Regions from separate parts of the Homo sapiens genome. Here region 1 is linked to region 2. A link is a loop called in an ENCODE intact Hi-C map of the cell type or tissue named here. Cell type or tissue: dorsolateral prefrontal cortex. All regions are shown on one strand.

Region 1 (2,500 bases), 240 kb before region 2:
GACCGAAAGGATTGATGGAGCTCTTTAGATAGAAACCTACTGAGCAAAAGGCACAGCTCTGGGAAAGAAAACCATCCATGCTGGCGGTAATTAGCACAGGGATCAGAGTCAAGCCTGGGTGAGGGTTGGAAATAGTAAAAGATGAAGTTCAGGTTTCATTTCTTAAGTACTTATAAGGTGTCAGGCACTCTGTTCAGCCCTTGACTGACATTTTCTTGTTTAAGTATAGCAACAACATTAAGGGATCAGTATTATCTCGTGTTTCATTGTAACATGAGGAGGTTGCGGCTCAGAGAGGTTTGGTAAGTAGCCCAAAGTCACACAGCAAGTAGGTGGAAAAGCCAAAAGGCAAACCCAGTTCTACCTGTGTCCAAGTTTATGTGTTTCTTGGGAGCTCTTTTTGTCCTTTTTTTCACTTCTCCAGATCGTACTCCTCCTTGCAGCAGAGGCTTAGCAGAGGGAATAAAGTGAGGCCAGGAGGCAAAGTGTCCCATCCTGCCCATGCTGCCTGTAGCCACTGCCTGGCAAGGACCATATTTCTTCTCCCACTCACATGGCCCTGGGGGTGGTACCGAAACCAGGAAGGGGTGGCCAATATCTCTTCTTTGGCCTTCTTGGTCCTTCTGCTTTATGTCTGTATTTTTGATATCTTTGATATGTATTTTCTAAAAAGCAGGAAAATAATAATGGAATTTGACTTGCACTGTGCTATATACTCTACATGTCATATGGCTCCAGTGAGATTTAAGTTCAACAGTAAATAACAGGAAATTCTCTCAAAATGGATTTTTGTAAAGGTTAGTTCATTCCTCTCTTAAAAGAAATCCACAGGTCAGCAGTGTAAGGGCTGTATGATGGCTTCATGAAGCTTCAGAGAGGCCCTGCCTCCTTTCTTCTTAGTCTTCTACCATCTTTATTCTGCTGCCTCTTGGACCAAGATGGCTGCTTGAGCTCCAGCTATCACTTCTGTTCTCCAACCAGCAGGAAAAGGAAGCAGGTCAAACACCATTGCTTTCTCAATTTAAGGGCCTTCCCTAGAAGCTGATCACAGCATTTCCATTTATAAGTCACTGGCCAGAATGTAGTTAAACAGAACAACTAGCTGCAAGAATACTTAGAAATATAGTCTTTATTTCAGGCTGCCATGTGCCCAGGTCAAAATCCATTACTAGAAAAGAAAGAGAGAATACATATTTAGGTAGACATGGAGCAGTTCCTGCCACAAATCTATTAACTTATTTGATCTTTATTATCATACAATCCTATGAGTTGGATACAAGTATCCTCACTTTATAGATAAGGAAATTGAGTCTCAGAGAGGTTAACTTATCGAAGGTCACACAAGCTGTTAATGGAGGAGCTGGGACTGAAGTGTGTTTATCTGGCTCTAAAGATGTTCGGTCCTCACCCCTACACCTTAGACACAGAGTGCAAGTATTGAATTGATATTCATGGGTTTTTTATTGGGTGCAGGGGGAGTGTTTTTATTTTTCCTAACTAAGATGTAGACATACCCTTTATACCTTAATTCAACTGAGAAAGTGTTAACATTTTCCAAAATAAGTGTGACTAGGAAACCAAGGAGAAACAGAAACCACAATGTAATGAAATGGCGGGGCTTAGAGAGCACAGATTTAGTGTCCTGAAATCATGAAGGCCCGGCCAAGGCTGTAGAGGATGCGCAGGCTCACCTTAAAGGGCACACAGGCCTCGGTGCCTCTCCTGGCCTTCATCCAGTTGTTCTTAAACTTGCCCAGGGTGAGGAGTATTCATCAACAGATGGTTCCACTAGCTCAGCTTTTGTGATGTTTGGCTTTGATCTAGGCTAGTACCTGGGCCTCCTCTCCCTGCCATCTCATGCCAGCCAGTGGGTCCACCCTGGAGCTGGCTCACTGCATGCTGCAGCCTCTATCTGATGTCCTAAGTGAACCAGCACCAGTCCAGCATCCAGGCCTATAGAAAACCTCCATCATGAAGCTAATTAGCATAGCATAGGCGAAAGACACACCCCAGCCTGAGGAATGTCAAAGCCTTTTCTCTTCTCAGGTTACAGAAGACTTCTTATTTCCCCAGATGCTTTCTGCAGATAATTCTGGCACTTCCTCTCCAGCCAGGAGAATAATGAACCAAAGAAATCAGTCTTAGTCCATATAGTACAGTGGTCTCTGCAGAAGGCCGGCTCTCTTATAACCAGACACATTTTTGTTTCTGAGTGATTTTCTCTCTCCCACCCTCTCTCCCTCTTTTTCTCCATCCTGGCCTTCCTCTTTTCCTTCCTTCCTTCCTTCCTTCCTTCCTTCCTTCCTTTTCCTCCCTCCTTCTTTTTCCTCCCTCTTCTTCCTTCCTCCCTCCTCCCATTCCTTTCACCCTCTTGGTTTCTCTTTTCTTCTCTCTCTTGCTTTCTTGCAGGGTGCATGTGTCTCTGTGTGTGTGTGTGTGTGTGTGTGTGTGTGTGTGTGTGTGTGTGTGTTTCTATACTTGATCTTAGCCAAAAGGCTGA
Region 2 (2,500 bases):
TCTGTCACCCTCCTCAACAGCAGATGGCCGCTCTGCACTCATCCGTGTCATACATCATTGCTGAGTGAGACACCACCAACCACTGTGCAAATCACTAAGCGTCTTTGCCTCCAACTCTGTGGTAGGCTGGGAATTATGCCTGCGCACTCAAATCCACTCTATTTCAATAATTTTTCAGCTAAGGGGGCTCAACTGAGCATCGTGACAATGGTAAGGGGTGGAGCTAGGGGCTGTCAGTGGGATTATGGTTAGATTTTTAATTAGATGGGGCATTTTAATTAGGTTGGGCAAAAGCTTTTTCAAGGAGGTGAAAGCATTGTCTCCTCCGGCGAGCACGTCTCTGGCTTATTTAGCTTCCTTGATTCACAAGTTAGTCCCTCTTGAAGTGTTTTTCTTGTACTTTGTTTATTTGAGGCTGATAGTCTGGGCATGGGGCCCAGTTTAATATAATTTTTACTGTTGCTACCACATCCCAAATTCTATTGAGATGGTTGTTATCATTGTTGTTAAGACACCTTACAGTGTCAATTACCAAGGCCAGGTGTACTCCCATACTCCCCCCACCCCAGCGCACCCCTTTTCTTTTCTTTTTTTTTTTTTGAGACGGAGTCTCGCTCTGTTGCCCAGGCTGGAGTGCAGTGGCGCGATCTCAGCTCACTGCAAGCTCCGCCTCCCGGGTTCACGCCATTCTCCTGCCTCAGCCTCCCGAGTAGCTGGGACTACAGGAATCCGCCACCACGCCCGGCTCATTTTTTGTATTTTTAGTAGAGACGGGGTTTCACCATGTTAGCCAGGATGGTCTCGATCTCCTGACTTCGTGATCCTCCCGCCTTGGCCTCCCAAAGTGCTGGGATTACAGACATGAGCCCCTCCGCCCGGCCCCCTTTTCTACTTCACCTATTAGAAATGAAGCTGATGCTTACTCCCGTGCCATTGAGACAATGTGCGTTTGTGACTCTGTAGCATAGCAAAGTAGATATTTGGTAATTATCTGGATAATTTGATTGCGATAGGGAAATAGTTCCAATCACTTAGGTCCTAGAGTTTATCTGTGAGTCTAAAGAACATGAAATCTCCCCCCACATTGCTTATAATTTCCTCTGAGTTCTATAAATACATAGGATGCTTTTACAGCAAATTTCCCTCCCTAATTATGTTTTACATAATCTAATACATTCATATTAGTTTGCCTCCTCTAAGCATATAGCAGCCAAAAGATACCTTGGCTGGAAGGCTAGAGAGGGAAACTGACCACAGTGCATCATCAGTGTAGAGTTAACAGCTGACAATAATAATATAGATTCAGCACTGACAAAAGAAAGGAAATAGTGCAACATTTGGTTTGAAAAGTGTGTGTGTGTGTGCGCGCGCGTGCGTGTGTCTGTGTGTGTTCCAGTGTTCCATTTGGGTCAGACCCTTAGCATGACTTTAGAATGCAGGCGTTTAAGGTGAGGGATTGTAATAATAACCCACTTCAGGAGTGTGGACATTAGCCAATAGACATGCACCTCTGGCTTCCCGCCAAGACCTGAGGTGGAGCCCAGGCCTGGGCTTGTCCACAAGGTTCATGTCTTCAGCAGATACAGTCTTGCTGCAAAGTTGTACTGCACTAACAATGAGACTCACTGGAAAAATAAATAAAATGCTTTAAATGTTTAAATGCATTTCCAAGTATTCATCTTCCAAATATTTAGACCCTGAGCCAATTTGGGCCAAGAGCCCAAGCTTCCTGTACATGCAGGATGGTTCCAGCAATCTCCTGAAGATCAGCAAATATGTAACAACTTAAAATATCATCCTCTCAGAGCCAAAAGAATAATTCCCTAGGTATTGCTCCAGGAAATCAACTTGCTGTCTCTGTCCGAAGTCCTCCTTCATAATGTCTGTAGGAACACATTAGTTTTAGTAACTTTAGTAACTTCTTACAAAGGCCTCCATGAGACCATGGTCTGTGTCCGCTGTGAGACTCCAATATAAACAGGAGTGGGAAAGGAGATTTGAGAGTAGAGACGTGTAGGATGAAAAGGGAAAAGGGAAGAGAGAGAGGTGCAGAAAGAACAAACAGCCTATTGAGGATATTGGTAGCCATAGAAGGTTTTGATGCCTGCACCAAGTCTCGAAGGGTAAGTCTGAGTAAACCAAGGTTGTTTGGTTTTGTTTTGTTTTGTTTGCTTTTTTACCAGAGGGGAGGGGTGTTGGAAAACGACTTCCTTTTGCATTTAAATTTCTCTAAATTCAGTAGTCAGGTAATTTATTCTCCTTTTTCCAGCCATATCCATACTAAAACATTTTATTTTCCTTTTTCTTTCTAAGCCACCACAGCAAAAAGAAAAAAAAATCATAGCACTGCCAAGGAATTTATCTACTTCTAAAGTTCAGCAATCATATCTTTATCTAGGAAGCTCCACAAAATAAAATAAATACTTTCCATGTAGATTTTGATTCTAGGGTACCTGTATTAGTGTTTTGTTCAGTCTTCCTCGTGGACTAAGTAGAACAG

Evidence for each region. A loop is a pair of places that touch in the nucleus more often than their neighbours do. Peaks named below come from ENCODE experiments on the same cell type or tissue, not always from the same donor. Only the 100,000 strongest peaks of a DNase experiment are listed, where the experiment ranks them.
Region 1: it touches region 2 in a loop (4-fold over the local background); 11 of 110 quality-filtered maps call a loop at or near these places.

What each region holds. Positions count from the first base shown.
Region 1 is chr4:38,326,398-38,328,897 of GRCh38, forward strand. No RefSeq gene overlaps it. Among named protein-coding and RNA genes, the nearest start is that of LINC02513, 39 kb to the right of the region's middle. In dorsolateral prefrontal cortex, no CTCF peak of the experiment used is centred here; no DNase peak of the experiment used is centred here.
Region 2 is chr4:38,563,907-38,566,406 of GRCh38, forward strand. LINC02278 (long intergenic non-protein coding RNA 2278) reads left to right here and starts at 97. Exons shown (of 3, transcript NR_146991.1): 1 at 97-210. In dorsolateral prefrontal cortex, no CTCF peak of the experiment used is centred here; DNase peaks (open chromatin) are centred at 35 and 1,520; H3K4me3 peaks cover 592 bases; H3K27ac peaks cover 2,320 bases.